Regions from separate parts of the Homo sapiens genome. Here region 2 is linked to region 1. Evidence: chromatin loops called from intact Hi-C (ENCODE). Cell type or tissue: Calu3. All regions are shown on one strand. Each heading gives the region's core, and the rest is flanking DNA. Links, peaks and the distances in the headings are about the cores only. Region 1 overlaps LPP (LIM domain containing preferred translocation partner in lipoma). Region 2 overlaps LPP (LIM domain containing preferred translocation partner in lipoma).

Region 1 (12,785 bases), core at 1,583-9,582:
AATTTGACTCAGAATGATGGGGAAAGAGAATGCTGATGCCTCAGTGTTCATATCTCAGCTCTCCTAGTTCTCCTGGGAAAACAGCTTCATCTTAATAATGGAGGTGAAAGAGGCAAGTCAGTTAGATACTCAAATTGTAGGGAAGAAAAAAATTAACAGATAAACCTAAACTATACCAAATAAAAAAAGAAAAGGAATATGAGTTTGGAGACAAATTTCTAACTATAGGACCTAATGTTCTTTGAACTTTAGTTTCCTTGCCTGAAAAGTGAGAATCAGTGAGCAGCAGAGGGATAAACAATCTTGACATTTCCCAGTAAGCCGTCCTTGATATCATTTGGATATGTGTCCCCTCTGAATTTCATGTTGAGTTGTAATACCTGCTGTTGGAGGTGGGGCCTGCAGAGGTGATTGGATGATGGGGGCGGATTTCTCATGAATGGTTTAGCACCATCCTCTTGGTGCTGTCCTCACGATCACGAGTGTGTTCTCATGATATCTGGTCATTTAAAAGTGTGTGGCAACTCCTCTGCCTACTCCCTCTCTTGCTCCTGCTTTTGCCATCTGAGACACCTGCTCCTCCTTTGCCTTCAGCCATGAGTAAAAGCTCCCTGAGGTCTTCCCAGAAGCCAAGCAGATGCCAGTGCCATGCTTATACAGACTGCAGAACCATGACCCAATTACACCTTCTTTCTTATAGATTACCGAGCCTCAGCTATTTCTTTATGGCAATGCTAGAATAGCCTAATACAGCCCTTATTACAGGTTTTATTTCATTAGCAACTATTATTGTTTTGCTAATGATTACACAGTATGTATGCCAACAGACAAGTATCCCAAGGCAAGGGCTGTTATAAAACTTGTCTTTCATGTATGCAGGAGAAATCCACATACGAGAAACTACCATGCCCATTTCATTGTTGTCACTGTAAACATTACCTAGCCAATCATACAATTGTTTTGTGTACAAAACAATTCCAAGTTCAAAGTTGGGAGGGATTTTTTAAATGACCCACCTCAACTTTTCCAACTGACAAGAGAACCCGGTGGCCTGGGTAAGGAGGTGACCTCTTCAGGAGCCACTTGATCCACTGGATCAAGTGACTGCTTGCTTTGACAAAGGACAACAAAACACACTGGGCAGAGGGACTTGTGCTTGGTCACATGAGTCACACCTAGAGCCAAACCAGGACTTACAAATCCAGGCCTCGAACACCTATTTCAACGCTCTCCCAGTAACCTCAACAGCAGACAGAAATTAAGTAGGCAAAATGGAGTATAATCACTATCAGCCCAGAAAAGCAAGGAGTTTCCTGAGACCTAGTGGTCTTCAAGGACATTGGAATTCTGAAAGCCATTTCCACTGAAAGGAGAGAGAGGCATAATTTCAAACTTACTGAGAAATGGGTTGTTAGGAAGCCAACATTAGACCTGTGAACAATGCAATTTCATAAAACAAACGAAAAAGGTTGTCCCTACCCTCACCCGCAAGCTGCATAAAACCAAAGCTTCTCCTTGCAGAGAGAGATACAAATCACAACAGTTTCTACAACAGCAGCAAAGGGCATCTGACTTCCCAGATTTTTAAACTTCACTGAAAGGAAGAGCTCTCCACCCTTGGCCCTGAGGGAGTCTCACTCACACTCTCCAGCTTCCCTCCAGGCACAAATGAAAGTGGTCTCCATTTTCCATAGCCAACTTCTCTTTTAATAATTTTTTCTTATTTTCCATAAAGAGAACAAGCAGCTTTGCTAAAGAACCACTGTGAAATGATTGAAGTTCCCATGCAAACAAACCATTAGCAGAGTTCAAACGCAATTTAAATTACCAGTTGTTAAAGTGCTTCTCAATTTCGTGGTAAGTTTCCAAGGAGAATTACATGCTATATACTATTTAATTGGTTGTTTTCTATTTTTTAACATCCATTTATCCCCCCCACCCGGTTATAGTTCAGAAGTATCTATAAAAGCTTCCCTTTAAAAAATTATACATTGTTGAATAGATTAAATCTAAAGATTGAAAAGTATCAGAGAAACAGCTGCAGGATCACGCAGCTCACCAGAAATTGATGGTTTTGACACCACAAAACATGCAGAATTTTAAATCTTAGGAATCACCTAGTAGTGCCCTCACTCTTTACAGCTGAAGCACCGAATTCCCAAAAGGGAATGATGGAGTTGGCCTTGAGTATTTTCCCTGGTCAGCGACAAATTCAAGATGAGACACATTATTCCAAACTCCCAGCTCCCTGCCACCTCTTCCACATGTTGCCCATAAATGGCAGAAGAAGATGGTATGAAATAGCTGATAAACTTGATTTTCCACCTGTATTTTTTTTAAGAAAATATAAAGCCCTCTTCAAATATACTCCTGACCTCAAACATTATGGGCAATGGCAAGTATCTCTCCAAAAGAGAAGAAAATAAGTAAAGGCTGATGAATGAGTACAGTTAAAGGAGCTCAAAACAAGACACTTTATGAGCAGATTCTTGGCAGGAAAAGTCAAGACACTAATCTAGATTCATTAAACAAGTTATGTGACATCAACACTGCAGATTTTCACAGTTCTATCTGGCCCTGAATTAGTGCTGCCCCCAGAGACAGAGAAAGAGAGGATAAAAAAAAAATCAACAATGTGAAAGCAAGTCTTGTCATATCTGTAAATGGAAAGGATTTCTAGAAGCCATCAGGAGTGCAGTTTGAAGTTCCAGACTTTGATATTGGACTTGTGTAAAGGATTTTCTCAAAGCTCAGGTTTCTCTGTCTGCAAAACAGGGTTAATATCATCTACCCAACAAGGTGTATGCAACCATTTCCTGGGATCCCATATCTAGCACGTATGGCACAAAGCCTGCACACAATATGCACTAATTCACGTTCACCCCTTCCAAGGCTTTTATAATTTCTCAAAGCCTATAGTTCTGTGATTCTAATTTATGTGGACTAAAACCACGTCTTGTAAGCCAAGCATATTCCCTAAGTTTGTTAGATACTGTATGTCTCCTGACTGTAAACTCATTTATTTTATCATTTGAAAAAAAATTCATAAAAATTTATATATCTAAGTACTTTGCTTTAAAAGCAAACTTTTTGGAAATGCTATTTTTAAATGGCCTCCAAATCCACATTTTGAAACACACACACTAATAAAATCCCAGTTTCATATCCAAGACCTTATTTAAACTTTCCATCAACCATAAGAAAAATTTCCCAATTGAACACTGAAGAAACTGAGGAACGGAGAAGTTAGACACTCATCCAATATCTCTAGGCTAGTAAGTGGTAAAGCCAGGATTTGAACACAGGCGTTCAAAATCAAGTTTCATGACACAGGCTTTATTAATTTATAATTACAACTATAATATGGACAGTTCTTCCTCTAGAGGTGGAAATATACCTTTAAAACTCCTGCTATTTTCATATTTCATGGAGCTTTGGGATAAAAACAAAGCCTACATTTCAAACTATTTTTTTAAAAGTTCACATTAACAGCAAGTAAATCTTTCCTGAATTCTACCTTGCTATTATATTCTTAAGTGAAATAAAAAGCTCAGAACCCTGGCACTAAGCAGACATCTACTGGTATGTGGGAAACAAACCTGAAAAGGGTTAACAATTAACTAGCTGATATCAGACCAATTCAAAAACAATTCGAATGGCCGGGCTCATGATCAAACAAATCATGGGAACCCCAGTATGGGCTATGGAAACCACTCTGGCACAACTGTTAGTTAACAGAATGTCACATGTTCTGCATTCAGGGGCGCACCAAAGAGAGGTTTGCTAACACCTTCTGTCTTGGATAACACAGTGTGTGGACCTAGCAGGTGTAGGTGCTGAGTTGGACATGCCTAGGGGTGTCGAAGAGCCTCAATGGGGGACACACTGGAACACAAAAGACAGAATGAAAAGTGTAGAAAAGCACGAGTACATGCAACGTCCTTTTGAGGGTCTAAAAGTTCTCTGCAGATGATGTGACTTCTAAACGATGCCTGAACACCCAAGAGGATTTCCACGGATGAGGAGGAGAAAAATAGGCTCAGGGAACACAATGTGCAAAGGCCTTGAGAAGGATGAGTTCAGGGTGTTCTCAGAGAAAGTGACTAATCTGGTGAGGCCAGTGACAGAGGATGCAGAGGAATGTGGTGGGACACACGCCTGGAAAGGGATGTGGCAGCCAGAGCCTGGAAGACCTTGTATCTCATGTTCTAAAGCACTTGGATCTTAAGCCATAGGTGTTGCGTTTCGGGAAGTGACACAATAGAAAGTTAAATGGTAGCCCTATCCCTTTAAGAAATGAATCCCTTTCCATGGTCAGTTTCCAAGCATAGCAAGGGTAGGGGAGCTACCTATGAAGGGATCTTCTCCCTGTGGCCCCACTCACAGAGAAGTCGGGGGGCAGGTGGCTTTCAGAGTTGCTCTTAACCCATACCTTCAGTGACCCTTTCCTCTAGGTCTGAAACTCTCACCAACATAACAGACCCACTGGAAGGCCCAGGAAAGAAACAAAGTTTCACGTTCCAAGCAGGACTACCACTCTGCCTTCAGTGAACTGCCAGTCCCACCCAACTCCTTGAATCAGAAGAAGCTGGTCTGGAGACAGGCTCCATCCAGCCTTTCTGCTGTCTCTTAAGCAGGAGCCAGAGGCCTACCCAGCTTGTACTCTATGTGCCTGAAGCTCAACATCACAGAGCTCACAGAGTTCTCAGCCAGGCCTGAAACCTCGTGACATGAGATTAGTAATGAGCCTGTGCTGATGTCACCACTTAGGTTGTATGGAATCCTCCTTTCCCTTAAAGGAAACTTTGTAGCAGTATCCATATGTCAAGGCCTTCAAAGATGCAATGCCCTCCCTGCCCTTGAAGAGCTCCCAGTCTAGAAGGAGAGATAAGACATCAAGTAAGGGAGGACAAGTGCCACAGAAGAAGCACAGGTAACAATGCAAATTTTCATACCACACGGTGACATGACATGAGGTGATGTCATAAAAAAAAGTCATGACAACAAAGGAAAGGAAAATTGTTGACGATTCCAGATTTACGTGACCTCACCGGGAGAATCAGACCATTTTTATACTACTCCTGTCAACATGGTGGGTTTCAGGGGGAGCACCTATTGTATCACACCCATCTGGCAGATGGGAAAACTCAGGCTCAAGCAAGTTAACTGACAGTGAGGAAGTATCACAGCCGGGATTCAAATCCATATCCCATGCTCATATGCAGCATACATTTGTACTCTATTGCCTCACAGCTAACTGTGGTTGAGTTAGCAGAACAGAGAACACAGAGATCACTTCTAATGGATGGGAGAGCAGGTGGTGATCAAGGATTATTCCCTTCCCAAGATGGCGTCTGTGCAGAAGTTTACAGGAGGATTGGGAGTTCTATGAATGAAGATTGGAGAGGTTATCTCAGGCTAAAGGAAAGGCATGTGCTAAGGCATGAAGGTGAGAAAGTGCAAGATATATCTGGGGGTTGGTAGGAAATGTGTTTGATTTAAAGATATGTAAGCAGGAGCATCAAGGACCCACATGGACCCACAGTGGACCGATGTTGGTGTCCATTTATGACAGGTCCTGGATACCAGGGGCAGGAGTTTTTACTTAATACTGTTAAGTACTAGAAAAGTAATAAATGTTTCACAGCAAAACTGTGGCATGGTTTCAGCTTTACTTGGGATTCTGTGCTCTAACAGTAGGGCTATGCAAATAGCCTTTCAGCACCTGAGCCAGGGTCAGGAATAATGCGCCCTTGGGTCCTTTCAGGTCAATATACAGAAAGACATTGTTCCCTGGCTATGACTTCAGAGGTAAGAAAATCTACACCTATTTCATAGAGCCTGACCATCATCTTAAGAGCCTCCGTGACTCATTAAATATTAAATTCCGGGCCCCGGCTAGAGCACAGGTACCCTCAATTGGTAAACACAGCATGGGGAACAGGATAGAGTCAAAGAATAAAAGGAACTGTGCTTGACCCTTGGATTCTACACTTATTAACTATGGAATTTTGAGCAACTTACTTCCTTTTATCAAGGGTGCAGTTTCTTCATTTGTAAAATGGAAACGATAATATGTATACAGCTAGGTTCTTGTGAGAACAATCAAGTTGTGAGATTAAATATGAGGACGTGTGATTCCTACACGCAGGCTAACATGTTTAGAATAAATCCCCCCCACCCCGCCCCTAAAAGCCACCATGTTGAAAGGGTAGTATAAAAACTGCCCCATCTTCCTGGTAAAGTGATCTAAATCTGGATTTGTCAACAATTTTTTCTTTCTCTGTTGAAAATTGAGCTGTATTCCCCAGGCAAGTCATTACATCTTTTTGTGCCAAATTGTTTTCATCTTTTAAATGACCCAGTAATCCCACTTTGGGCAATATACATAAGGGAATAATCCAAAAGGAAAAAAGAAGGCAATTTGTTCAAAGATGTTATTCATAGTGCTATTTCTGGCTCTTTATATATCCCCCTATTATAGCACTTATCTCACTGTGCTGTAATTATCCACTCCCCTTCCATACGCCTCCAAATTATCTTTGAATCAATCCCCAGCACCTAGCACAATGCCTGGCATACAGTAAGAACTCAATAAATGTTTGTCAACTCAATGAATAGGTAATATAAAAGAAATTTTAGAAGAAACTTGAATGAGCAATAACAAAACACTGTTTTTAAGAGATTATGCTAATTATTTGAAAACCTGGTAACTACAGACTGCAAGAGGGGCGCATGAGAAAGCCTCAGAAATGAGTTTTAGATGACTTAGTGTATGATTTCTGAGCATCTCTGGGCTTAGGCTGATTATAGTATAAGATTGCCAGGGGATACACAGGAGGATGAGGTCACAAGCTAAGTTGCTTTGGCCTGGTGGCTAGAGGATGGGGCTTGGTCAGAATTTTGGATTCTCTACCTGATTCAGCCACTACCTAACTTCTCCAAGACCTGAAAAATGAAGTATCTGCAGGAAAGCCCAGCCTGTTAAAAGGAATTACAGGGAACTGCCAAAGGGCAGCAACTGTGAATTCAAATGTAAATGAAAAAAGAGGGCTGGTAGGTGCCCTTGGACCGCAGTCCAGTCCTCAAGACAAGGAGAGGCTTTCAAACCCCAGCTCTTCTGGGCTCCCACTGAGCCTTCCAGACCCATCTCACATGGAGATTGAAGATTCCTTACCAGGGAGTTTACAGGAGACAGAAATCTCTGCATGAACAGACAACACCATGAAAAAACAACATGTTAAATACAGCCCATAAAGTCAGCATCACTCTGAACGTTCCTCATTCTTGGTGGGAAAGAATGTTTTACAAAAATACCCAGGGAGAGCAAAGGAAGCTGCACGTTCTGCAGGGCTTATTTTGGGGCGTTCCAACAGCTCTCAGCTGGGAAGCCAAAGGCAGGAAGCCACCATCCTCTGTGCACTGGCCCAAAGCTCAAGGTTAGAAACTAAATGGGAGAGGGGTGAGAAACAGATACTCTTTGGTCTTGGAACGCCAGCTGCTTATCTGGGCAACCCCCTAGGGCACCTATTTTCATTTCCCTCTGAGTATCCCAGATTCCTGCCCATTTAGCTCAGCATTTCTCTGAAGGAAATCACACTTGAGATCCTATAGACGATCACTCCCAAACATGCCCCAAACTTACCTCTCCTGCCCAACTTCTATGCCCTAGTCAAAGTTACCACCACATCACACCTGAATTACGGTAAAAGTCTAGCCTAACCTTCTTGCTTCTACCCTTGACTCCCTTTTACTATCAGGTTCCCTCCACAGCAGCTGGAAAGATGCCTGTAACACATAACCCATCACATCTGGACTCAGGTCTAAGAAGCTCAGGTCTCTCACTTACCACCACCTGCTAGACCCTATTCTTTTCTCCTGCTTCTTCCCCTGCAGCCCACATCCTGCCAGCACATCAGTCTCCTTCTGTTCCTCAAACACAAACTCCTTCCCACTTCACAGCCTTGACCTTTGCATTGACCGTCTCCACTGCCTGCAGTGCTCTTCCCCCAACTTCTACAAGGTGGCCTCCTTGTCACTCAGATCTCAGCTTAAACATAACCTCCCAGAGTCCTTCCCCACTCACTCACAGTCAGAATGCCCTTTGTGACTCCTCCCTTGGGTTACTTATCAGTCCCTCTTGTTTAAGTGTTCCTTTATCTGCCTCCTTCACACACCTGCAGCAGCGTGTAAGCACCAAGAGATCGTTGTTGTGTGTGTCTTACTCTTTGCTCTAAATCGAGTACTGGGATAATGCCCAGAACAGTGCAAGGCACCTAAGTGGAAACTCAATAAAGATTTAATAAAATTAGATGAATACATGCCACGGATGGAAGAAGCCTGACAGATTGTATAAAAGGATAGTAGCCCTGCACTGTGGCTAACATCCTGGGCTTTGGAGTCAAATACACATTGGTCACTAATGCCTTTGCCCAAGAGCTATAGCGGTTTGGACAAGCTTTCTCACTTCTTTAGGCCTTAATTTTCTCAAAAGTAAAATGGGGATAATAGCACCTGCCTTGTGGGAGTGTTGGGAGAGTTAGAGACAGGATGCTTAGTGTAAAACTCAGCACAGCCTAAATGTTCACTGTCATCAACAGTAACCTCCTCTTTCAGGTGAGAAAAGTGAGACTCAGAAAGGGGCAGGGCATTGCCCAGATGAAACATTGCATTATGAGCAGAGTTAGGTGGGGTGTGGTGGCTCATGCCTGTAATCCCATCACTTTGGGAGGCTGAAGCAGGCAGATCACCTGAGGTCAGGAGTTGAAAACCAGCCTGGTCAACATGGTGAAACCCCGTCTCTACTAAAAATACAAAAATTAGTGGGGTGTAGTGGCAAGTGCCTGTAGTCCTAGCTACTCGGGAGGCTGAGGCAGGAGAATGGCTTGAACCCATGAAGCAGAGGTTGCAGTGAGCCAAGATCACGCCCTGCACTCCAGTCTAGGCAAGAGAGTGAGACTCCATCAAAAAAAAAAAAAAAAAAGGAAGAAGAAGAAGACGAGCAGAGTCAAGTCAGAAAAATCATGGCCAGTTTTGGCCTACTATTCCACAGACTTAATAATTACTAAAATATTAGATATCATGCCACATATCTATATATTCTGCCTTGTTCCAGAAATGATCTGAGGTACCTGACAAAAGATGCTAATAGTTCATGATTTAAGTGAGAAAGTGGGTAAGGAGAGGAGAAAATAAAGCAAAGAAAGGAGAAAGGGATACAAAAAATAAGAGCTGGATGTCTCATACCATTTGCTAGAGGTGAGCTTTAAATTTAGCTATGGGCTTCCTAGAGCCCAATACAAAAGAAAGGAAGCATAGCTGCGTACAGCCCTTTGGAACACTTGCTTTATTGAAATGCCATAGCAAGGTGTAAGGAGGTGTCACCATCCAGTTGAGAAGCACCCTGATTTGTCACACTCTTGCCAATTAGAATCCAATATCTGCTTACTCCTGATCACATGCCATTCTTAGGTAAAATTAGTCTCCACTACTGACTATGTGACTTTGGGCCACTTACTTAATTAACCCTTTGAAGTCTCTGGTTGCTGTTCTTCTATAACATGGAGGTTAAAAAATAGTACCTAAATGGATAGACAAAATGTGGTATATTCATTACCACAGAATATAATTCACCCTTAAAAAGGAGAAATTCTGACCCATGCTACAACATGGATGAACCTTAAGGACACTACGCTTAGTGAAATAAGCCAGTCACAAAAAGACAAATACGGTATGATTCCACTTAGATACAGAACCTAGAGTAGTCACATTCATAGAGAAAGAAAGTAGAATGGAGGATGCCAGGGGCTGGAGGAGAGGAAAATGGGTAGCTGTTGCTTATAGGTACAAAGTTTCAGATTGCAAGATGAAAGAGGCCTGGAGACTGATTACACAGCAATATGAATGTATTTAACACTGCTGAACTGTACTCTTTTTTTTTTTTCTTTTTCTGAGACAGGGTCTCGATCTGTCATCCAGGTTAAAGTGCAGTGGGGCAATCTTGGCTCACTGCAACCTCCACTCCCTGGATTCAAGCAATCCTCCCATCCCCACCTTCTGAGTAGCTGGGACCACAGGTGCATGCAACCAGGCCCAGCTAATGTTTGTATTTTTAGTAGAGGTGGGGATTCATCACGTTGGCCAAGCTGGACTTGAATTCCTGGGCTCAAGTGATCTGCCCACCTCGGCCTCTCAAAGTGCTGGGATTACAGGCGTGAGCCACCATGCCCAGGCTTGAACTGTACTCTTAAAAACCATCAAGATGGCAAATTTTATATGTATTACACCAAAATTAAAAATAATATTTTAAAAAATAGTTCCTACTCAAAGGCAGCTATAGTGCCACAATAATTTAGGTAAAGTGTTTAGCCCTGTGCTTGGCACCCATTAAGCAACCAATGCTTGTCAGCTGTCCTTATTCAGAGTATTAGTATTCATACTGGTATTATTTACTCCAACCTCTTACTGTCCCTGTCCCTCAGCACCACAGAAAAACACCCCAGGCTTTCCTTCTTCAAGGCTCTCTCCTCCTGTCTCATGAACAGGGCTTACAGTCACCACCCAGCCTCAGCTGGTCACAGAAGGAGACAGATTGTGTACAGGTTCCTGGGAGTCCTGTGCAACTTCCCTCCTCCCACTTGCTTCAAAGCAGATTAGAGAGTCGCTTCCCCTCTCTTTAAAACTGGCCAGAACAAACATAGGTCTCAGAGCACTTCCTCTGCTCTATTACATCTGCCACCTAATGCCACTGGTAATAAAATGCTTCCCCAAAACATATTTCTACCATCTTCCCTGCACTGGAAAATAAGGCCCTCAAGTTGATCCGAGGCCAGGTGCAGCAGCTCATGCCTGTAATCCCAGCACTTTGGGAGGCCAAGGCAGGCAGATCACCTGAGGTCAGGAGTTTGAGACCAGCCTGGCCAACGTGGTGAAACCCTGTCTCTACTAAAAATACAAAAATTAGCCAGGCCTAGTGGTGCATGCCTGTAATCCCAGTTACTCAGGAGGCTGAGGCAGGAGAATCGCTTGAACCCAGGAGGCGGAGGTTGCAGTGAGCCGAGATCGCGCCATTGCACTCCAGCCAGCCTGGGCGATAGAGCAAGACTCTGTCTAAAAAAGAAAGAAAGAAAAAAAAAAAAGTTGATCTGAAACTGAGCTGACTACAAAGAGTTACTCCTGATGGCTGTGAAACATCTGAGGTGACGTAATAGGTCGGTGTCTTCTGGGTCTCTATCCTGCTTTGGTAGGCTTAAAAAGTGTGTGTGTGTGTGTGTGTGTGTGTGTGTGTGTGTGTGTTTAAAATCTAATCAGAATCAGGACTCACCTTTGAATGGGCATAATATTCCAGAATTCTTACAGCTTCAAGAATAGTGGTAGAGGCTCAGATGGGAAGCCTTGCTGAATTTCTCTCAGGGAAAATTGCATAATTTTCACTTCCATGGATAGAAAGGAAGTTCCACACTATTCATTCTGCCTTTTGGACAAGTGATCATCCCCTTTCGTGAAAGAGAAAGATATAGGGAGCAAAGGAGAGCAGAAGGTTGCATTCATACGACATTCACATGAACAAAAGAAGGGAAAGGTAAGTAAAAATCAAAGAACAAAAAGAAAAGAAAAGAGCCTCATACAAAAACAACAAATCTAGGCATCTGAGCCCATATATCCTAACGGGAAGAGGTCTGAACTAGAAGTAGGTTCTAGTCCTCAATTTCCCACCAACTAGATTAGTAAGTGTGGACAGTTCTAACATCTCCCAATTTCCTCATCTCGCAATAGAGGGGGCAGCTTAAGTCTAGGGGAAGGAGAACGAACTGAGAGAGAAGATCTGGGTTCTAATCCCACATAATGAGCCATCTGTCTTCAGGGCCTGGGTCTCTGCTGCCCATTATCTCACACTGTGAAATTAGACAGATGTGCTGAAAACTCTGCAGGACTCTTCCAACTCTGACAACTCATCAAATCTACACAGTGACCTGCACACAAGGTATTCCAGACCGTGGATGCTGTGCAAATGCTACACATCAACATTTTGCATACTCTTAAATCCCACCATAACTGTTTTCAAGCTAAAACTACCCCTCCCTACATGTCCACAGACATCCCGACATCCCTTCCAGCTTGTTGCTTTAGCCTTAATCATCAGACAACAGCACTCCCAAATTGTCTTTCTACCCAACTCAAGTTAGGCCTCAGATGAGAGGAAATACCTACTTTTTAAAAAATATACAAATATAATTTTTCTTCAGGCCGATCTTGTCTTGAAATCCCACTGTAAGAAGTACTCCCCTGGGAAAGCAGCTGTCCACACCCCCAAATAAAAGTGACCAGCACTCCCAGCAACGTGTCCCATCACCATGCAAGTGAGCCAGCCCACAGGCTGTAAGCCCCAGGTCTGTGAGCAGAAATGGCAGTAATGATGTACTCACACGATGTCCAGCCCCCACAGGCAGCTGGCCCTCCACTAGCCCTCACTCCCTCTTGCAGGCCCTCAGTCCACTACGGGACACAGCAAGGCGGTGGTCTCGAAGCCTGAAGGGAACAGAACTGAGACATTCTCGCCTCAGCTTCCAGAACAAGGGACAGAGGAATGAAGGGGGAAGGGTGGGGGCAGGGTGGGGGGACGACTTTGTTTCTGGAAACAAGAATTCAAATCCTGCTTCTCCTAAACCCTGAGTCACCTCCCTCTCTTCCAATAGATCAGCCTGGTGGGTAAACATTTCCAAATATGGAGAAGCAGGCTGGAGGATGTCAGAAAAATCACCCTTCTCTCTTCTCTGGCACTTGAA
Region 2 (12,785 bases), core at 2,319-10,318, 55 kb after region 1:
GGTTGGAAGTTTGAGACCAGCCTGGCCAACGTGGTGAAACCCCATCTCTACTAAAAATACAAAAAAATTAGCTGGGCATGGTGGGACACACCTGTAATCCCAGCTACTCAGGAGGCTGAGGCAGTGGAATTGCTTGAGCCTGGGAGGCGGAGGTTGCAGTCAGCCGAAATCATACCACTGCACTCCAGCCTGGGCAATAGAGCGAGACTCCCTCTCAAAAAAAAAAAAAAAAAAAGAAAAGAAAAGAAAAGAAACTGAGACTCCCTCTCATAAGAGTGATTCACAAGGCAGAGGCTCTGCCCCAAACAAAGCATGAGAATGAAAATGTCTTACAGACGTGAATCAACAATCACTTCTGCAGATGGGCAGTCACGCAGTTGGAACAAAGCCGAAGGCAGAAAGTTCTGCGCCAAAAAATTCATTGCCTCTTACCTCTCCATATTCAGGCTATAATAAAAATTGGTCTACATTATATCAATGTGTTAGGGAGTCTCCACCAAATCAGCCATGTCAGAATTTCACTGTTATTCTGTTCCCGATGATGCTCTGGCAACCCTCCAGGCCTCTCTGCCTACACAGTCTATCTCCCGCTAGACCCAGCGCTCCTCCATGAGGAAAGGCTGTCCTGGTTACATACCCTCCACTCCAGTTAAAAGACTCTATGTCTAAAATCACCCACTCTATGTGCACAACTTTCAGACAAAGTAGAATTCTGACCCTGTATCATAGTTACTAGGGTGAATGTCTGAGTACCCCTTCTGGGCTGTGGGAGGTTCGTGGCCAGGGTCCACGGCCCACAGCAGCTTTCCCCAAAGCATATTACATCACTGAACCCAGGAAATGCTCTGGTACAAAGGGTAGTAGTGGGGTGCAGGGGTTCTATGATCAAATAACTTTGGGAAACAAACCTTCCGGGAGGTCAGAATGCGCATTCGTTTATTAAAGTCTCAAAATCCCATGGTAAAGATACACAATACTGAAATTTCCTTAATTTTGTTTAACTTGGACTTTTCCAAACTTACTTGGCTACAGGACCCTTTTCTTAATAAAACAGCCTTAACACTTTGGGAAATACTGTCTTACAGAATCACAGCATTCTAAAGGACCTTCATGTTCCTACAGCTGAACTTTGCAGCTTTCACACTGGTCTGTGTCCTCTTTAAGAGCAGGGGCCTTGTCTGAATCAAGGTGTATCCAAACACTCAGCTAAGTGCCTTACACACTGCAAGCCAATAATACGTGTTACACGGATAAACTAAACCCAATCCTCTCATTTCTAGGATGAGAAAATAAAACCAAATATGTCAGAATGACCTCTTTTATAGCTTCCTTAGGGTTTAAAAGAAGCCTCTCACAGAGAATGTGCTCAATACCTTTTGAAAAACGAAATGTTAATAGAATAGGATTGAAGAAAAAAGAAAAGATTGAAAAAGTTTCTCAGTTATACTACGAGCCCAAAGTTTCTATAACATGATGGACTGCTGCCTCTTCTCCTCTTTCACCCAAGTGAAGTCTTAAGTAGAAGAAAATAAAAATGATGAATCAAAAAAGGAAAACTGTAGGAAAACCAAAGGCCCCTTGGGATGGGAGGTGGGGGAGGTGGTGTTTGCAAACTGATGGGGATAAACAAGACTTGTCTGTATCTAATTTAGACTTAATAAGATAGTTTGCTGAATGTTAATTAAATACTCAGTGGTTGTTACCAACTGTGGTGATTAACTTAATTTTGAATTAAATAAGCAATAAATGCTTAACTGAAGTTCTATTAAATTTTACCCAGCAAGTGAGAAATATGAGGCTCTTAATTGACTTTAAACAAGATAGTTATGGCAAGTTAGTTGAATTTTTATTACCTGAAGATAACTGCCTTATTAAATCTAAATTGTCTATTTTATTTGATAGGGAAATATGTCATCAGTTCTTCTCATTTACCAAAAACATGTCAAAAGAGGTTCACAACTGGTCTGAAATGCTTGGCTTGGGATTTACTTCCTGATCTTATTTTAATATTAAGTTTATTCATTTAAGAATGAATTTAGACTTAAGCATTAGAGAGGTCTAGGAAGGAATTATATTTACAACTGAAGAACCAGGTGACCATGTTTTCTAAACCAAAAATCAGGACTCTGATTTTTCAACGTAGACACAGTTTAGAGATGTTCTTTAACATCACAATACTGAAATTTCCAGGATGTCGCCATGGTTTAAAAGGCTATGGACACAAAACATTTAAAATCATTACTGTTCAAATAAATGGTTGGCTCTGCTACTGAACAAGCTGTACGGCCCTGGGTAATTAACCTCACTTTTCTAGACTTCAACTATCACACATGTTAAATGAAGAGGTTGGAAGTCACTGTTTTCATTCATTTATTTTTTTCTTCATAGTATGTGCAGCACGTGCCTGGCACGGAGTAGGTAGCTCAATAAAGACTGAGAGAATGAATGAATGCACAAATAAATAAATTTAAGCAGCTCAAAACATTAAACATTTTTAGCCCTTTTATATCAAGCGTCTTCAGCCCAGACTATTTCTAAATATTGTCATATGACAATCCATATAAAGAGAAACACAAACAATAAACCACTACTTGGGAAATTTTTTTAGTAATCAAAGAAATTCAAATTAAAACAATAATAAGATATTTCTTACATATTAATTTAGCAAAGACAAATGCAAGTTATAAAATTAAATCCTGGTAAGTGCACAGAGAAACAAGTAGATTCACATACTGCTAATGACTGTGCAAGTCAATAGTCTTTCTGGAGGCTGACTGGCAACTGATCTGAAAAGTCATAGAAATAGTTGGGACTTTTGTGCTATAATTCTTCTCTGAAAGAACTTAAAACATATTTAGCCAGTCAGCAAACACTGGGTCTACCATAGGTCATAATTTGGAGAAATAAAAGGAAAAATACAGTGAGTGCATTATTAGCTAATGGGTTGACAGAGAATCCTAAAAAAAAAAAAAAACAACACACACACAAAGATAACATTTTTCAGTGGCACTGCATGGCAGGCCTTTGTTTTGTTTTGTTTTGTTTTGTTTTGTTTTGTTTTGTGGTGGTGGAGTCTTGCTCCGTTGCCCAGGCTAGAGTACAGTGGTGGCACAATCTCAGCTCACTGCAACCTCTGCCTCCTGGGTTCAAGCAATTCTACTGCCTCAGCTTCCCAAGTAGCTGGGACTAAAGGCACATGCCACCATGCCCAGCTAATTTTTGTATTTTTAGTAGAGACAGCATTTTGCTTTGTTGGCTAGGTTGGTCTCGAGCTCCTGACCTCAGGTGACCTGCCCGCCTCGGCCTCCCAAAGTGCTAGGATTACAGGCCTGAGCCACCGTGCCCGGCCAACATGGCAGGCTTTGAGGCTTTACTACACTGACCATAGAATACCTTCCACAATCATGTTATGTGAAAGATACTATTACACTCTTTTAGAGATGAGGAATTGGAAGTTCAGAGAGGCTAAGTAACCAGTACACGATTATATGGCTAACAATTAGCAGAGCTATAATTTAAATCCAAACCTTCTAACTCTCCAAACCATCCATGTAGTTTCTACTACATCCCTCAGCGATAACCACGTAATGCAAGACACAAAAACTGTAACCTCTATAAGGAAAAGTCAAAGTGCCAAGAAGGTACTCAATTAGGTGGTGGTGGTTTTTTTAATTTCTTAAGCTATTCTTAAAACTCAAGTCATCATTTATTACTTCATATATATTATTCATTCATTCATTCATTCATATGTTCATTCAATAAACATTTATTAAATTATTTATAACATCCCAGGATTTGCAGCAGATGCTGTGGATATGAATATGAACAAAAGCTAGAGCCGGACTCAGAGATCTGCACAGGCAGGGAACAGGAAGAATCTGGCATTGCGATAATAGAAAACTTAAGTCCTGGTTCAATGTTTAACTTGCTTGGGTTCTGGGCAAATCATTTAACCTTTCCCAGGTTCAAGCTTCTGATTAAACTTGGACAATAATAATAACCATCCGCAGGACTACTGGTATGATTTACCTGTAATTTGTAGGAAAACACATGTTTCCATAAAGCCCTATAAGAAATGGCAACAGCAAGATAAGTATTATGCTATGTGGATGGTCCATTTTGACCAGGATCCTGCAAGCTGAGCCAGCTACCAATATCTCCCACATGAGTGAGCATTAATTTATTGGCAACGAAATGGTTGTTCCATCACTACTCTGAATGAACTACAGGCCACCATTCTTAGAGCTCAATCATCCATTTTTAACTCTCTCTGCCTTTTGTCTAAAATAATCCTGAGGAGCCAAATGGATAAAGCATTCCCAGATAAGACTGTTATAAGTCTCTTTTCCCAGGAATTAAATTTAAAAAACAAAAAGAAAGAAGAAGAAGAAAGAAGAAAAAAAAAAATCAGGGTTGATAGGTCTTAAAGACCTCGCAGAGGAGTTTTCAACCAATGCCTGAACTTTCACGGTAACAGTTCAGTCAGTCACTGCTTGAATATCTCCAGCAATTAGAGATTCAGTAACTCCAGAAAGAGCCATCTCATCTCATTCAGAATTAAGAGATGTCACAGAATCCTTACAAGATAAAAAAGGGTGGAGATCTTCCTTGACAAGCAGTTCTCTCAAAAGCCGTATGTTCCGTCACCCGTCTAAGACACTGGGCAGACGAGATCACCTCAGTGTTACGCTGGGACCAGGGCTGTGAACTTTGCACGTGTAATTTTCTTAGGTGCTGAGTCTCCCCTTATGCAAAATGAGAAGACTCTGTGACTTCTATTCTATCTGTGAGTCATCTCTCATATCGACTGCCTCAACCCTAATTCGGTTTTGCTTTATCATTTGCCTGGGCTATTGTAGCAGCTCAGACAGCTCCTGCTGTCTCTAGCACCCTTGCCTTCAATCCGTCTAGCACACTATAGCTGATTATTTTCTTAAGGCACAGATCCAGTCATCTCATTGATCTACTCAATGCTCCTTTCAGAATGCAGTCTCAACTTCTCAGTACAGCAATAAAGGTTTCTCTCAATGTAGACCCTAACCCATCTCCACAGCCTCTCTACTATGCAGTCCACCTTCATGACTCTAATTTTTCAAGGCACCATGCACTTTCTCACCTCCATGTCTCTATCCATGTTATGTCTCCCACTTAAATATCCTCTATCCCACCAAACAAATTCCCACTTACCCTTCAATGCCCAATCAAATGACAATCTCTTTATCTGAGTTTCCCCAGGTCCCTAGGGAGTTACCATCCAATTAGAGCCATCAGACTTTTTTTTTTTTCCTGACAGACAGAGTCTATTCTGTAACCCCAGCTGGAGTGCAGTGGTATGATCATAGCTCACTGCAGCCTCAAATTCTGGAGCTCAAGGGATCCTCCCGCCTCAGCCTCTTGAGCAGCTAGGACTATAGGCATGCACTACCACACTGGCTAATTTTTTTATTTTTATTTTTTTAGAGATGGGATCTTGCTATATTACCCAGGATGGTCTTGAACTCCGGGCCTCAAGTGATCCTCCTGCCTCGGCCTCCCAAAGTACCGGGATTACAATGTGAGCTACTGCACCTAGCCCCTTCAGGTATTTTTTGCATATACTTCTACATACTGTCTTGATGATTTATGTGACCTCTTGCAAGCAGAGACCACACTGCATTCACGTTTCCATCGTCGAAACCCAGAGTAACATATCACTAATTCTTTCACAGATGCACCTGATACACGATGTCAAATGAATACACAAATGTATCAAATTTATGGAAAGAATGTTATCTTTAGGGTCCTGTCCAGCTGTCACTACTGGAACCCTAGATATTCTCCAGGTAAAGCTATTAAACTATGACCAAGAAGAGAGACTTCCAGGGTGACAATGACCACCTACTGGAACACTGACCTATCTTTCACCTCATTCTAAGAAAAGGTGTCACTTACCTGCCTGGCCAGGGCAGAGTTTGCCTTTCCCATGAGTCAGGGCACACCCAGCCCTGTGGGTGGCAACTCTTTATTGCACTTCCTGAAAATGATTCGTTTTCATACCAAACAAGACAGAAGCTCCAGGTGCCAACCAAGTTATTTTCTTCCTTGAACTAAACAAGAACCATCTTCAGTGGAAATTCACTAGGAAGTACAAGTGCAGATGACTCTGCATAATGGAAATGAATTTCCACTGTGACCTCTTGGCACAGAGTTTAGTAGAGCATTAGGCTTCCACGGTTACAGCTAGAGATCATTATCAAGATGGGCCACTGGATGGAAAATAATAGATTCAGGGACCCAGCTAAAGTACACACATGAACAGAGAACCAATCTTATTCCTTAACTCTCAGTAGCCAGAGCAATTCAGCTGCCTGCTGAATCCTGGTCTAAGCCTTCCCATCCTTCAATGTCTAACTGAAGGCTCAGCACTTCCAAAAGGCTCCAGCAATTCACAAGTCCATCAGTCCTTCACATGCGCCTCTCCCACGGCACTCTCTTATATTATAGATATACATTAACATGATTTTATCAACCCTCATAAATAGTAAGTGCTTACGATCTTGACATACCCTTCAAACAAACTTAAATTCCACTTCTATAAATGTAGTTTATTCAGCAGACTTTTTTTTTTTTTTTTGGAGACAGAGTCTTGCTCTATTGCCCAGGCTGGAGTGCAGTGGTGCCATCCTGGCTCACTGCAACCTCAGCCTCCTGGGTTCAAGCGATTCTCCTGCCTCAGCCTCCCGAGTAGCTGGGATTACAGGCGCCCACTACCACACCTGGCTAATTTTTTTTTTTTTTGTATATTTAGTAGAGACGAGGTTAAATCATGTTGACCAGGCTGGTCTCAAACTCCTGACCTCACGTGATCCACCCAACTCAGTCTCCCAAAGTGCTGGGACTACAGGCGTGAGCCACCATGCCTGGCCACTCAGCAGACATTTCTTGAGCACCTAGCACCCCCTCTAACAAAAACAGTGGATGTTTGTTGAGTCCTTGCCTTATGCCTGGCCTTATGCACATTATTTACACTACCTCACTCAATATTCACCTATAAGTAGGGTGACCATATAACGTATCCTCCGAATCAGGACACCTATGAGAGTAAAAAGGAACACTACTGATACCACTGAAGTCCTCTGCAAGTTGACAGTTGCGCTGCTGGGTGGTGGCCTGAGTAATTAAGGGACACTAACAATGGCTTCAGCAGGAAGGGTGCATGCTGGAGGCAGGTCAAAGCATCCTCCTTTAAGGTCAGTGACCCTGCCCTGTCCTGATCCTCATGCTTATCCAGCCCATGAAAGGTTCCCACACAAGTTTCTGAAGAAGACCTGGTTTCACCTTCAACACCAGCTTTCCATTTGAACTACAGAGGGATCTCCAGCTATGATGCAAAGTCACAACACAAGCAATTACAACAGTAGAAGCAGACCCTCCACGGGTAACAGATACAAACAGTGCAAACAAAACCCAAGAGAAGGTGGGATGGTGGCAGTGGAAGAAGGGACACTGCACAGCCATCCACTGGTGACAAATCAGCGCACAACCTGGAAATGCCCGTGAATGTCTGTGGCACTCATCCCACTTTTGCGGGCACACTATACTCAACTGTGGTGACCTCATTAATAAGAGATCTAAAAATGAATACGTGGAGAAAACAAATAGTGCCTGTGACCACCAAGGGAGCACCCTGTATTAAACAGCACAACGAGGACTTGAACTAGGAGTTGTCTAGGTCTAAATCCTTTCAGCCCCACAAGCACAGTAAGGTGTCATCACTGTGTGCCAGATGCCCCGCTGGGCACCCAGAATCGGACACATGTACAGACTGCATTACCACTGACAAAGCGCCATCACAGAAATGCCCCTGATTCTCACAAATGCATTGTGATAGATCACAGGATCTCCATTGAAAGGTAATTTAGGCTCAGGGATGTTCCAGAACTTGTTCAAGATCACAGGGCTTGTGGTTAGCCCAAACATAGGTCTTTGTTTTCCCTACACCAAAAATCACCACTATTGCCAAAATGATCCGGTATGGTGAAGCCCAGATCTTTGAACTCCCTGTCCCAAATCTGATTTTTAGTCTTGCCTTCCAAAGCCTTGAATATAGTCACCTAATGCTACTAATTAGTACTAGTGAAATAATAATAACTACTTCTCACCTGTGTAAAGGGCTTGCAGGGATGTTCACATCAACTATGCTCATTTGCAAAAGTTAAGGAACAAGACAGGAGTTTTGGAGAGGGGGGTTTGATTCTCACTCTGCCACTTAAGGCCCTGCACCCCAGTTAGGAAAGTTTTATGACCCTTGAACTCCCGACCAATATCTGCAAGATAAGACTGATCTAGCCAACTTGTCTCTTGCATTATATTTGGGAACAAAGTAATACAAATGATTATAAAATGTATTTGCTACATTAAAAGTGCTATGAAGGCTATGAAATACTCATGGTTTCTGTGAGATACATTGTGATGGGCAGGTTCAATAGGGAAGACAAACACAGGAGGATCTACCTTGTAATGGATCTAAAACTATTGCCTAAAAACTTCTAGGCAAGCAAAAATAAGTAAATATTAATGGAGAATGGTAGAGAGCAGGGGCAGGGAGCTGTCAAAAGCAAGGAACCTTGATATTAGCATGGAAGCATAGCTTGGTTCTCACAAACAAGCATCAATGGCAGCCATCCATGGCAGTTACATAAATAAATCGCCAGACCACACACACTCAAACTGAACCATCTTAATCTGATTGCTTTCTAAGTATGAAGCGCAAGTTTCAAGCCTAAGATACCATAATTTCCAAGTTACATCCTCTCCTAAAATTCTCCAAAGCAGAGAAACCCCTAGTGGAGGGTGGAGTGGGGAAGGAAGGTGTGAGGTACAGCAGAAATTGAGAATGAAAAATACCTGGAAACAGGGCTGGCCTAGGAGTAAAGGCTGTGACCCAACTCCACTTCAGCTGACAAGGGTGTGATTGAGCAGCTCTGTCCCTTTTCTGGGGCCTCAGTTTCCTCATCTGTATAACAAGGGATCAGCTCACTCTGGCCAAGAAGGCCCCAGTCCATGCTTGGCTGGCAGCTTGCTGCTTCTCCTGTTGACTACAAACTTTGGTGTACATTAAAAAAATTCTTTTCCCCAGCCAAGATGGATAAGCTGTCAAACAATTAGAAGGACAAAAGTAGGAATTAAGCTACCTGATATTATTCTAGCAGCAAACAGTTTCTGGAATCCATTTTTCCCTCCGTACGCTGCTGACCCGATACAGGCCCATTTCTCCTGTCCTGGAATACTTCAGCAGCCTTCTAAGCTGGGACTCTGCCTCTGGTCTTAACCTGCCCTCAGTCTGCCACCAGAGCTCTTTGAAATACAGATCCAACAAGGCCCTCCTTTGCTCAAAATATAATAATAATAAAAGCCTTCCTGCTCCCTCCCACCTCTGCCATCATCCTTAGCTTGGCCCATCAGCTCTTTATCAACTAACCCTCCCTAGCCAGCCCCATCTCCCACAGTGATCTCCAAACACACATTTATATTCCTCAAATACTTTTAGGCCTCAGGCCTGTGCACATACACCAAGGTCCCTATGGCTAGAAAGCTCTTCCACTCCTATCCACCATGTAAACTCCTATTCACTTCTCAAAACCCAACCAAATGTCTTCTTTTCCATAGGCATTCACCAGTTCTTCTAGATGATTGGTCACTCCTTTCTCCATGTTCCCATTAGCCCTTTGCTCATTACTTTATTAGAGCCTTAGCATCTTCTCTTTCAGTTTCTTTCCTATGATAGAAGGAAGACTCTGGAAGGCAGAGCCTATCTCAGTTTTCTTTGTAACCAGTATCTAGCATTTCTGCCTGGCATACAGTAATCACTTTGTACACAAGTACCGAACTCAATACATGAAATTGAGTTGTATCTGATCACAGATACGTGTGGGTTGGAAGGGTTAAGGAGTCTGGAAATTGCTTCATGGCACAAGGTAGATTTTGATATTGATCCTAGAATCACAGGTTTACAACAGGCAGAGACAGAAAGGCTGGAAACTCCAGGTAGAGAAAACAGCATAAGAAAAGGCATGGATTAAGAAAACAGAGGGCTGGGCACAGTGGTTCACTCCTGTAATCCCAGCACTTTGGGAGGCCAAGGCCAGCGGATCACCTGAGGTCAGGAGTTCAAGACCAGCCTGGCCAACATGGTGAAACCCCATCTCCACAAAAATACAAAAATTAGCCAGGCGTGCCAGCAGGCACCTGTAATCCCAGCTACTTGGGAGGCTGAGGTAGGAGAATCGCTGGAACCTGGGAGGCGGAGGTTGCAGTGAGCCGAGATCGGGCCATTGCACTACAGCCTGGGCAACAAGAGTAAAACTCCATCTCAAGGCTGAGCGTGGTGGCTCACGCCTGTAATCCCAGCACTTTGGGAGACCAAGGCAGGTGGATCACGAGGTCAGGAGTTCAAGACCGCCTGGCCAACATGGTGAAACTCCGTCTCTATTAAAAATACAAAAATTAGCCGGGAGTGGTGGCGGGCACCTGTAATCCCAGCTACTTGGGAGGCTGAGGCAGGAGAATCACTTGAACCCAGGGGGTGGAGGTTGCAGTGAGCCAAGATTGCGCCACTGCACTCCAGCTTGTGTGACAAAGTGTGACTGTGTCTCAAAACAAACAAACCAAACAAACAAACAAAAAAATACTCTGTCTCAAAAGAGAAGAAAACAGAGGACTGTTCCAGACCACCTGTCTGTGTGAGGGAAAAGTGAAAGAGCAGTTGCAACTGCAATTAACCTTGGCATAGTTAATCTCACAACCCTCAGCTCTACACTCCCAGTCCCTCAATCTTCACTCTGCTGGCAGGACTGCCCAATGCCACCTGTGCCAGCAACAACTGGCTCAAGGTTCTGGGGCAGTAAAAACAGTCCCGCTCCCCCATGATTGCTATCCTGTGGCTGCAGTGAACTATTTTACTCCCTCTCTTCATCAAGCAAGTATTTCTGGAGTGCCTACCATGTGTCAGGCATTCTTCTGGGCATTGGGAATACAGCCATCAACAAGCAGACATCACTGCAATCCTCAAGCAGCTTATTTTAAAGTGGAGAGGAGGCAGACACACAAATATGTAAGATGAAGTGGTGATGCATGCTTATTTGTGTCCATAAACATTGTTCATTCACCAAACAGCTACTGAACATCCTGGGGTCTGTCTCCTCTCACAACACAATAAACAGATTATTAATGCTTTTATCTGTGAGTGGCCAAAATGTAGATGACCCATCTGACTCAGGTAGGTGATAGGAAGGATTGTAGGTGTTCCCTCAGAGCCCTGAGCCAGAAAGCTTTCCTAGAGGACGCAGAAGCTATATGGTTCAGCACCAGAGAACATATAGCACCGTTACCGGAGCCGTGAGATCAAAGGTAATGACTGAGTTCAAGACTGTCACTTCCCCACTCTGTTACTTTATGACCCTAACTGCCTCTCTACAAGAATAAATCACATTCTTAACACAACAAGGGACTGGGGAAGCGAGCTCTGTTGAAAGAGGCAGATGATTTGCTAGAGAGGCTTAGTCCTTTCCAGTTAGGTTTGGGGAGAGACGACACCCAAGGTAGCATCTTAAGAGAGAAAAAGGGGCTAGAACAGCACCAGTGTGGGACTGAGAAGCCCGTTTGTCCATGTGAATCCTCAATTGTGACCCCACTAGGGCCCCACGAATGTGGGCTGAATTAAATTCCAGGGAAGAACACAGACAAGCAATGTCGATTTGAGCTTTTCATGCATGTGGGCATAGAAAAGAGTGGTGAAGAGGCTATAAGAATGAGGCAGAAGTTTGAATGCCTCCTGGTAGTTGTGTAACCTTATTTCACCAAATTCATTTTCTCATCTGCAAAATGAGACTGGTAATCAAAAAACCTACTTTAATGAATCAATATGATAATTACATAACAGGTGGTAAGCATTTGAAAATATTTCAAAATTATATTACTATTAAAAAAGAATGATAGGAAAGGAAACATTTTCCAGCCTCAACTCTGTGGTTTACCTGCTTCCAAACATTAATCCCTACACTACCTACAGCTACCTATCCACCTACCAATCTCACTGATGTGACCAACATTTAGAATGCACCAGCCTTTTTCTCCAAGCCTCCAGGCAGCCTACAGCAGACTTCCACAACACACTTGAAATCCTTCCACCCTTCCCCTTGCCCTCAGGTTCTCCGCCTCATATGTTCCCTCAAGCCAACAGATTTTCACCCAGATACTAGCTTCCTGCATGCATCAACATGATTATATCTTCCCCTTCCTCACTCTACTAAGTTTCTTCTAGCAAAGCACAGCCCTCCAAAGCCAGATTCCAGGAAAAGTCCCACCCACCAATGAACATACTCAGCTTGGATCCTCTAATCGCGGCCCAGGGTCAAAGTCCCAGGTTCACTCAGACTAAAAGTGGTACTATGCCTCCTGCATTACCATCCAAATAACTACTCCCACAGAGATGACGCTAGAGACCCTACCCAGCCTTATTCTCCTGTGAATCTCTACAGAACCACTTAACGGCCCCTATCGAGATTAATTTAAACCTTACTTATTAAAAAGTAAAGGCCCTCTTCTTTCTCCATTTTCCATGGTCCTCTTCATGGCTGGCCTTTCAAAACACAGCCTGGAGAATAAAGCAGCTTCTCCCTGCTTCTGCATCTGCTACTATCTTGCTAATAGGTCCTTCTCTCACCTGTCCTTCTTCCACCTGGACAACTCCTACTCATTCCTAGAGGTTCAGCTCAGACACCCCCCTCTCTATAGTGGTTTCCCTG

The links. A loop is a pair of places that touch in the nucleus more often than their neighbours do. Peaks named below come from ENCODE experiments on the same cell type or tissue, not always from the same donor. Only the 100,000 strongest peaks of a DNase experiment are listed, where the experiment ranks them.
Region 2: it touches region 1 in a loop (3-fold over the local background); 23 of 110 quality-filtered maps call a loop at or near these places.

Annotation. Positions count from the first base shown.
Region 1 is chr3:188,212,472-188,225,256 of GRCh38, reverse strand. The region is part of intron 1 of LPP (LIM domain containing preferred translocation partner in lipoma); the gene reads right to left. Among named protein-coding and RNA genes, the nearest start is that of FLJ42393, 40 kb to the right of the region's middle. RefSeq lists an enhancer at 11,115-11,264. In Calu3, for the core only: no CTCF peak of the experiment used is centred there; DNase peaks (open chromatin) are centred at 5,836 and 8,026.
Region 2 is chr3:188,157,780-188,170,564 of GRCh38, reverse strand. All of the region lies in intron 1 of LPP (LIM domain containing preferred translocation partner in lipoma), which reads right to left. Among named protein-coding and RNA genes, the nearest start is that of LPP, 10 kb to the right of the region's middle. RefSeq lists an enhancer at 5,124-6,323. In Calu3, for the core only: no CTCF peak of the experiment used is centred there; DNase peaks (open chromatin) are centred at 3,874, 4,784 and 5,964.